2 separate regions of the Mus musculus genome follow, and region 1 is linked to region 2. The links are chromatin loops, found by intact Hi-C in ENCODE. Cell type or tissue: left cerebral cortex. All regions are shown on one strand.

The links. Hi-C counts contacts between places; a loop is a spot of excess contacts. Peaks named below come from ENCODE experiments on the same cell type or tissue, not always from the same donor. Only the 100,000 strongest peaks of a DNase experiment are listed, where the experiment ranks them.
Region 1: it touches region 2 in a loop (7-fold over the local background); 3 of 42 quality-filtered maps call a loop at or near these places.

What each region holds. Positions count from the first base shown.
Region 1 is chr10:41,932,864-41,937,863 of GRCm38, forward strand. All of the region lies in intron 12 of Armc2 (armadillo repeat containing 2), which reads right to left. Among named protein-coding and RNA genes, the nearest start is that of Gm33058, 24 kb to the right of the region's middle. In left cerebral cortex, CTCF peaks have their summits at 817, 1,989 and 2,256; DNase peaks (open chromatin) are centred at 112, 885, 1,932, 2,434 and 2 more places; H3K4me3 peaks cover 767 bases; H3K27ac peaks cover 3,141 bases.
Region 2 is chr10:42,273,525-42,278,524 of GRCm38, forward strand. Foxo3 (forkhead box O3) reads right to left here and starts at 3,171. Exons shown (of 4, transcript NM_001376967.1): 1 at 3,002-3,171; 2 at 1,292-2,021. The coding sequence starts at 1,909. It overlaps Gm38485 (a long non-coding RNA gene), which reads right to left and starts at 1,285. Exons shown (of 2, transcript XR_380269.1): 1 at 374-1,285. In left cerebral cortex, a CTCF peak has its summit at 2,415; DNase peaks (open chromatin) are centred at 366, 658, 896, 1,473 and 5 more places; H3K4me3 peaks cover 5,000 bases; H3K27ac peaks cover 4,319 bases.

The DNA.
Region 1 (5,000 bases), 340 kb before region 2:
AGCACTCCACTCTCACAATATTTTTTTAAACCAACACATCGGTGCACACTCACACAATGACATGGTTTTGAAATAACAAAATGAAAAGGGATCTGGAGAGGCTTTCAACGTCCCTGAGAAGGCAGAGTAACCAGTTCATACGGACTTCCTAGTTTTGCTGAAAATGGAATGATCAGCAGCTATAGCCAACCAGAACACAGACCAGCAGCACACTCCCGTAAGAAGCCGACCTTCCTCTAGGAAGCCAGCCATGTCCTCCTCCTGGCAGCATGGTACGCCCTAACAGACATGCACTTTGCTAAGACATCATGGGCCCCACAAGTTGTAAATAAATGGCTTTAACTATGGAAGGACACAGAAGAGGACACTGTTATACAGAATGGTCTGTGACCAGCTCCAGGGCATTAGCAACAGCAGGAGCTACTATGGGAGCTACCTTCTTCCATCTGAGGGATATTGGCCTAAAGCCAACAAGAGATTGCCACCCCCACCCTGACGTACGGAAACTGAGGCTTCTGGAGACTGAAGGACACGGTGAGGGGCACTCAGGGCCTGTCTGAGCATGCTAATGCACTTCAATACCTCATTCCCAACTACCCTCAACCTCCAATGTCCCACAGACTTGAGGCATTTTTCAGGGGGCGGGGGTTTAAGACAGGGTCTCTCCACATAGCCCTGTATGGCTGCAAACTCACAGAGATCTGCCTGTTTCTGCCTTCTGAGTACTGGGATTAAAGGCCTGCACCGGGCATCTTTGACCCTTCACCAACCTCTCAAACTGGTTGCCTCACTTCTCTTGTGAAAGGCGCCCCTGGTGGCCGGTCTGTGCACTGCAGGAGGAGACTTGGAATCTCTTCATCTCAGGAGCAGAGCAATCTCCTCTGCTCAAAAGCATCCACTGCCTGTCCCCTCACCCTAAGGAGCATCCAACTCAGCCATCTGCCCCGTGTGACTGATAGTGCTTTACCACCCACAGGCAGCCAGAGTGGACACATGATTCTCACACGGCACCCTAAAATAGTCCCCGTGCATGATGCTGACCACAGGCAAAGGACTGATGTCAAGCTGTCACAGAAGGAATAAACTATGTTCCACAGACTCCTCATACTTAGGAGACAACTCCTATCCAGCCTAGGAAAACATTTTAGAAGGACCTTTAAGAATTAAGTTAAAGGGGGTTGAAAATTTAACACTCCCCATGCCCTTAACCAGAAAATTAATCAAGACACCCTGTTTTAAACTGGCTAAAACTGCCTGCATCTTAGAGTTGAGTTAGGATTTCCAGTTTGCTTTATCCGACTTTCCACCCTTAAATAAAACCTAAACATTTGAGTTTACAGGTGGCTAAAGAATAAAAGTCACCAAAGGCAGGCTGCAGACTTCTGAGAAAATACTGATTTACCTATCCTATCAGCACTGGCGGCGGGTTGACGGTTAGCCTGAGAGAATACATATTCATTCATTCATATATATATATATATATATATATATATATATATATAATCAGACCAATCTGAGAGACCACAGACTCAAAACTGCAGACCTAAGCAGACCATTCTGAAGGCAGAGATGACCACCTACCCACCCATCCAACTGCCAACCCAGCCACCCTATCAGCAATTATTCACTGAGTACCCACACTCCACACCTCTGAATGTGGCTCCCCCTCAAAAACACCAGGGCAACAGTTAGACTTTTACTGCGATGGGTTCTTTTTTAAGGCACAGACATAAAGGCATTTGGGCTCTGAGCTGAGTGGGGGAAGAGCCCGTTCCACAAGGACAAAAACAGTGGGAGCTGGAAAGAATGAGCAAGCTTCGGCCCACTGAGCCTGCCCGGTCAGGGGTGCAGAACGAGGGCAAGGCTGAACAAGGAGCTCACTCAGCCAAATGCTCTCACTTGCTCGCCTGCCTGCTCGCTCGCCCAGCACCGCTGGGAATGTGCCTGCAGAGAGGCTGGGAAGGCAGCCAAAGGGCACACTCCTGCCAGGGAGGAGGCAGAGAGCCAGTGGAAGCAAGTTGCCACACAAAGACACCAGGGGAAAGGGGTGGAGGGCTCTTCCTAACCAATCCAGCACAGTTGCTAAGAGGATGTGAGGAAGGGAGGGTGGGTTATCTCTGCGCGGCTAAATGCCTGGCCCAAGTTAGAAACATGGGGAGGGTGGGACGCTCTGCTTGCCGCCCCATCTCCAGCCATTCCAGGTCTCTCTCTTCCTGCAACAGGATGTCGGAGCTGTCCAAATCAGAGCTCATGCTGCATGCCTGGCTGGAGGGGTGGCTCACCCTCCAGGTCTGAGTGGAACTATGCAGAACAAGAGGCTGACTTTAAAAATACAGCACAAGAAGGGCCAGTCTGGTGATGCCGGACCCTGCTTGCCAAGCTTTGCCTGTCATCCCGCCGCATTTAGTAGCTCTGTTTAGAAAAGGAGAAAGAAAGAAATCTGCCCTGTCCAAAAGTGGGAGAGCTGGAGAGGCGGAGGAGGATCCGTGGTGACGGGGCGGCTAATGTAGATAAGGATTGTTCTTTGTGAACTTCGTGTGACCTTTGTAAAAGGCTGCCCCTTACATAAGTCTTATTTCAGGCATTTTCTACCAGAGTTCTTGCCCAGTAGATATTTACAGAAGAGATGGGGAAAATCCCTTTATGTTCTTCCAAAATTCAAACCCACACATACTGTGATGGGCTTCTAAATGTAGTAGTGCTGACATCAGAGGCACCTCAGAAGCTAGCCCTGCCTCAGCACCACAGCTTGCTCCTTCTCCCTTATTAAGCCCATCTGTTTGCACATTTGGTTTGTACCAAATGCAATTTACACCATAAAGCAGACAATATGTGCCTAGTGCTTAAATGAGATCTACCATTTAATTGGATCTTGATAGGAATTCTTACCTAAACTGGAAAGTGTGGCTTTGAATGGAGTTGATGGCAACTGTTTTCTGTCTCAGTTTTGTGCCCATTGAGACCTGAGCTACAGATTGTCTTAGCACTTGTACATAAGTTGAGAACTCGCTTGTTGCCCCTGTGGAAGTCTATTCTGAAAACTTCTGTAGAGCCCCACCCCCACCCCTGCCCACACCCCCAGAGAAATACCACATACAAACTCAGCTCACTTCACCCAGGGCTGGGAGTAAGATTTGTTGTCAACAGAAATAACACACCACTCTCAAACATGTCTGCTGCAAACTTACGAAGTTCAGATGTGGCTAAACACACATTTACACACATCTGTGCTCTTTCAAAGGGAAAATCTACAGGAACATTGGACCGTTTTAATGACATTTAATGTGCTTGTCTCATGCAACAAATCAAGAGCTGGGGGCTTGGCTAGCTAACTGTGGTCCATGAGATTTCCCCCCGGGCAGGTCCTTCTGAAGGTCCCAAGGGCCCCACCTCATTCCTCCCTCATGGGCTACTCTGATTGGTGCTGCATGCCTGCCAAGGATGGCAGCTGGTCCCAGGACAACTTGTTTTGACAAAAGTCTGGCAGAGAACATTGGGAGAAGAGTCTAACACAACGTAACATAACATCTTGTTTTCCCTGAGAAATTGTCTCTGTAGCTAGGGAGAGCTCAGTGGGAGAGCACATGTTTAATGTGACACCAACCCCCCTTCCACCTCCACGGGCACACACTTACACACACACACACACACACACACAGAGAGAGAGAGAGAGAGAGAGAGAGACAGAGAGACAGAGAGACAGAGACAGAGAGACAGAGAGACAGAAAGACAGAGACACAGAGACAGAGACACAGAGAGAGACAGAGACACAAACACAGACACAGAGATAGAGACAGAGACAGAGAGCAAACAGGTCAAAAATTGTCAGCTGCCCAAGCAAAAGCAAGGAGGCAGCCCAACATTCACTGGAGAAGCTCATAGCTGGTCTTGGCTGGTCTTGTCAGTTGTTCCCTTCTTTAACATGCTTACCCTACGTCATGGTGACCTGAGTTAGCACTTGAGACCCCTGGAGGTTCATCTCAAAGTCACTTCATACACACTGAAGGACGCGTCTTAGGGAACCACCTCATTTGTGTTACAGGTTCTCCCAGCTGCAGCTCAGCACAAGCTCGGGCAGGAGTTTCTTAGAGACGGACTCTCGGGTCCCACCCCAGACCTCAGCCAGAACCAGCCAGGGTGAGGCCCAGCAACCTGCATCCCCAAAGCTTCCCGAGAGATTCATTCCAGTGTGGAGCCTGGGATTAAACTGAGAAACCTCTGTTGTCCTTTTTATTGTATGGCTTTACAAAAACACACAAATTCGTATTCCTCCTGGGTCATCCTCACAGCAAGATGTGTAGAGATTAAAAGTGAAGGCCACCCACCCCCTTGTTCATTTTCAGCACACTCAGAAAAGCCTGCTCTAAATGCTCAGTCACACTTAACAGCTGTAAGGGCAGCGATAGGTCAGATGCTTGCTTTGGGTACTCGATCATGTAATTTCTCTCCTTTTTCCCCTTTAACAAAAACAACAGCAGATGGGGAAGAGATATTTCACATCTCCCATCAGCAGTGAGTCCGGTACAGGATTTCCCCCTCAGTGTGCTGTGGAAGTAACTGGCCACAGCTTCCTGTGTAGCACTCTGCCCCCTGATAACATCACTTTGTGTGTGCGTGTGTGGAGGGGGGGCAGGGTATAGGTGACATTTGTCAGTATGAAGCTTTTTTTTTGTTTTGTTTTGTTTGGGGGGGGGTCTCATGTAGCCCAGGCTAGCATCTAACTCATGATCCCCCTGCCTCAGCTTCCTCAGAGCTAGGACTAGAGGTATATGTTTCAATTTTAGAATCTACAGTCTTGAAAATCACAACAGGCTCACACTAGTAAGCCCAGCACGAATAGTATTGGTCAGTGCCAGCCTGGTGGGTTCCATGATAGCCTAGGTTTCATAGCAAGACCACGTGACCAACAGAGAAAGAAAGAGTGGGGGGAAAGGGAAGGAGGGAGGGAGAAAGAGAGAGAGAGAGGGAGAGGGAGAGAAGGACAGAGGGAGGGAGGGAAA
Region 2 (5,000 bases):
CGTTCTGCTTTTAAACCGTCCACGCAAGGCTCTTCGGTATCAGACACTTTTTCAAGTCCCTTTATCTGCAAGGCTCTTCCATAGGCTTTATCTCAGGTCTCCACAAAGATGAGCTGTTCTTATTTATACACCTAGAAACCTAGAAGCCAGAAGCCACAGAGCTCACAATGACAGCGAAATAGGAAAAGGAAGGAAACTGCAAGCAAGAGCAACTGCTGAGTAACTTCGCTCCAGGGACGTGGGGCTGTGGCTGCTTTCAGGGGAATGGGCCTGGAGGTGCCCTGAAGAGCAGGGGAGCCCGGCAGGGGACCAGGAGTCAATCTCTTTGGATGCCCAACTGCAGGAAGTCATTACATCATAGGCCTTTCCTCACCTCTCTCCCTACCACGTGTCGGGTGCCCCAAGAGGCTGAAAGGGAACAGAAGAGTCTCTCTGGCTCCTTTATAGATAGAAGCCATTATGGCCCAACCCTGCTATCAGCCCTCCCCTCCCTCCTTTCCTCCCCTCCTCCCTCCCTCCCTCCCACAGAGGCAAAGCTCTGACCGGAGTCCCCGACACGTGACAACCCCGCCTCAACCACTGCCTACAGCAGCATAGACCTCCAGCGGAGCAGCAGGTGTAGCCAGCACACTTTTAGATGACAAACCCGACCTGTTTCAAGCCCCAAAGCATTTCAGAGGCTACCTGCTGGCAGGCTTGCTGAAGTGACGTCTCTCAAGAGCAAAGGTGTGTGAGGAAAGGCGTGAGAGCCGGCCAGGGAACAGTCTGCAATCATTGCTTTTTCTAATGGGATCGATTTGCCTGTTGGTGTCAACACCCACAAGCACAAGTTGGACCCAAAGATCCTCAGTTTGCTAGTATCATGCTCCTGCCACTGCCTTGAACGCTGTCCCAAACACTCCCCCACACACGCCTTCCCTCCACCCACAATGTCCTCGGTGCATCCCACTTCCACCTCCTGTATTCCAAAGTTGGCCGCGGAGCTACCTCCTCCCCGCAGCCGAGGTAAGCCAGCACATACAAATGTCTTGGTCCTTCCTCCTTAGTGTCCCTTGCCCACAGCCTACTCATCTGGGCATGCCCAAAACTTGCCCAGGACCCTCCCTTCCCACTTTGAGGCCATCCCCAGGCTTCCCTCCTATAGGAGTGAAAAGAATCCCCCACCCCAAAGGCTCACAGCGAAGCTCCTCTGCCAGCCCTCTCTGGACGGCCGCAAACCGACCGCTTCGATACGCGCTTGGCGCTGCGAAGGCCTGGCAGGTCCGACCACCAGCCCCTGATAGGCACGCACCTTCCAGCCCGCAGAGCTGTTGCTGTCGCCCTTATCCTTGAAGTAGGGCACACAGCGCACCATCCACTCGTAGATCTGGGACAAAGTGAGCCGTTTGTCCGGGGAGCTCTCGATGGCGCGGGTGATCAGGTCGGCATAGGACAGGTTCCCCCAGGCATTCCGCCGCGAGGAGCATTTCCTTGGTTGCCCAGAGCCCCCAGCCGCCCCCGGCTGCGGCTGTGGCAGTGGCTGCTGAGGCTGCAGCTGCGTCGGCGTGCCCCCACTCAGAGCGCCTGCGGCGGACGCTGGCCCCGACCCGAGGTCCTGCCCTCCTGGAGCCAGCAGCATGGCCGAATCCTCGAGGAGCAGCCCGGAACCCAGCGTGCTGCTCACGCCGCCACCGATCACCATGGCCGAGCTGGCTCGGCCGCCGCCGTCCTCGTCGTCTTCATCGTCGTCCTCCTCGGGGATCATGGAGTCTGCGGCCGTCTCCCCCGAGGGCTTGGCCGGGCTCGCCTGCAGCTCCGGCCTCTGCAGGGGCCACGTACAGGAGCGTGGCCGACTCTGTGGCTCGAACTCTGGGTCCAGCTCCACTTCGAGCGGAGAGAGCGGGACCGGGGAGGCTGGTGCCTCTGCCATCTTCGCCGCCTGCCCGCCGCCCGCGGCTTGGGCTCTTGCTCTCTCCTCTCGAGCCCAGGCTGGGTGCGGCGGGGGAGGAACGGGGCACCGCGAAGGTTCGAGCTCCAGCTACCTAGGGAAGCGCGAAGAGAGAGTTGGTTATCCTGTGTTGGAGCCTAGTCCGCGGAGACTCCTCGCCCGCGGCCGCCACCTAGAACGGATAGACCTGGGGACGTGCGTCCCGCGAACCTGGCGCAGCAGACGCCGCCCCCTGGCCTGGCCGCCCGGGAGACGCGAGCGAATCGACGGCCCCGCGCGGGGCAGCCCCCTCCCCCGCTGCCGTCGCCAGAACCGCAGGTCTCTCCCGGACTAGATGGCGGGGCGGAGGGGGGAGGGGCGTCCCGGGGGAGGGGTGGCCGCGCCATTAAGTGTGGGCGGCCTCCGGACCCCAACAGCTCCGCAGTGGTCGGAGGGCGAGCGTGCGTGCGTGCGTTTGTTTATGTTTGGCTCTGGCTCGCTCAAGTGCCTCCCGCGGAGGCGCAGGGCAAGTCAGCAGAGTCCTGGGCTCTTCTCCCGCTCCCCAGCCCTGCGATCCCCCCCACCCCTCCCAGGCGAGAGGCCCCCTAGGGCTGGCGCGGGCAACTCCCGTCTTTTCCTCTCCGCCCGCGGACCAGCAGGGAGAGCGTGGGGGTCTGGGTGCAGACCTGCCAAGATCACTTCCAACAAGAGAGAGAGAGAGAGAGGGCCGACCCCGCAGGACTAAGAAGATCTGAGATGTATTTTCTTGGGGACGTGGGGCCCTCCGCCCCCTTCCAGGTCAGAAACGGGAAGGAGGAAGCAAGTGGGAACATAAATCTTCCAACAGGTCGGGAAGCGCCAAATCTCTCGGACTGCATGAAAACCCGGACCAGCACCGTTCATCACCTCCTTGCTCCCGCTGCTGCCATCTTGACAGTTCCCCCTTCCCTCAAGTCCTTTAAAGACACTAGCGGGAGAGAAGGGGGGGAGCACACCGAGTCACGGGGAGGGAAAGGGAAGCGCCTGGCCCAGCTCGGAAACAGATCCGGAGTCACTGGAAAGGCGGCCGCCCCGTTGCAAAGCTCCGGCGCCTACCTCGGCTCCTTCCCTTCAGGAACGAGGCGGGAGGGCGTACGATTCCGCGCGAGCCCAGGGCACCGCGACGAGGGGACTCTCGGGCCGCCGCCGCAGCCCGCCGGAGGAACCGCCTGTCAGCCTGTGCTGCGCCGCCGCCTTCCACATTCCTCCTCCTCCCTTCCACGAGCAGGGCGGCCGCGGCAGCAGCACAAAGTTATAGCCACTCACAGGGAGCCTCAACCTAGGATGACGGCGGGGCGGGTCCCCGCCCAGGGGGAGGGCTGGGGCGGGGGCCGGGAGGGCTGCTGTGCGTGCGTGTGGGAGTGCGCGTGTGTGCGCCCTCGCGCCTGCGCGGGGCTGCGGGAATGGGGGCGGGCGCGCGCGGGTCGGGACTCGGCCGGCTCCGCAGCCCTCCCGGTTGGGGTCCCGCGCTCTCCTGGGGACCTCAGCGGCCACGCTGGCCCGGGACGGGAGGCCAGGTCAGACAACACACCACTGCGCGCCGCCCCGCGCTCTCAGCCTTGGGCCCTGCGTTTGGCTCGTGGGCCCGTGGCCTGCCCGTGGGTGCGTGGGGTCGGAGCCCGCCCCAGTATCGGGTTCCTTATTAGAACCTGACACCAGGGAACACCCGGGTTAAGCCGGCAGCCGCAGGTGACAAGGGTTACCTGGGCGTGGAAACACTGGCCGGCGAAGATCGCGCCGAAAGGTGTGTCACTGGACCCTCACCTGGGACACCCGGCGACAGTCGTGCTTCGCTTTTCACGGATTTTAAGGCTAAGTGGGAAAAGTGCAACTCAGGAAGAAAAGTGCAGTGCGCCCCAGTCCTGAACGCAGGAGCAGAAGATAGCTAACTGGAAGCGGGCAACAGTTTTCTTATGCTAAAGCAGCTGATTACGTGCTTGACTTTTCTAAGTCTATAGACTTCAGATCGCACCTTCACAATCCCTTATCCCACGATCCGTGCCTCCCGGCCGTACTGTGTGCTTTTCTGCGCCACACGCGACATGCATACCAAAAGTCTACCATGCATTCTGGTTCATACGTATCTTTCCAAACAAAACCCTCTCGGTCTCTGCAGCTAAAGTCTGGGCTCCGCAACAACCCAATACCCCAAAAGAGCCAGCCTAAAAGAGCCTGCAGAGGCCGCCCACCCCGGAACTCCGGCCTCCAGGCTTTACGCGTGATCCGTCACTCAAGTGACGTGAGGCCCCCGCCCCTGCACCAAGCTAGTTCGACGCGTACAAACAGATGATGTCATTGTCTCTACACGCGCGTGACCCCGGAGCCCTGCGCCGCATCGCCATTCGCTGCGCGGCTTCCTCGTCAAGCCACGCCGAGCGCTGACTGGCCGCCGCCGCCAGTCTCTGGGCTCCAGACGCCTCTCGCTCCTCTTCGCCCCCGCCCCCAGCAAATAATAAACAATCGAGTAAAATTGCAAGGACAGAGGGGAGGGAGAGCGAAGGCGCGCTGAGTGGCAGCCTTCGCCGCGCAGACAGCGGGAGGACTAGAGGAGGACTGTGCAGGGAGGAGGGAAAGGAGGTAGGGAGCGGATCTGAGCCGCACGCTCTATCAGGGCGAGAAACTTTGAGAACCTCGGCGAGGCCAGCTTGCTAGCACGGCGGGCTCTAGGACCCCAGGGCCCTGGCGAGACGGGAGGGGCGGAGCCTGGTTGCGCAAAGCCCGTGGGCGGAGCCCGGCGGCACGTGCGGGAGGAGGGGGCGCGTTGCACGGGCTCGCCCGGGACGCGCAGCCCCGGCGGCTGGCGCGCTTGTTTACCAGCACACGTGTGTGTTATTTTTGAGATGGAATGTGGGGCTGGCTGAACGGCTGGCGCGTGGGGCCGCCCGCGTCGGCGGAGGGACGCGGCGAGGCCCGCGCTGCCGCGGCCTCCCCGGGCGCTGTTTGCAAGGAAGCCAGGCTGGCCCGTAACCCGCTTCCCGCATAGCCCAGAAGTCCGGACCACGCATCTGGACGGCGAGATTCTCGCGCTGCCCAAGCAGCTGCAGAGACCAAGGGC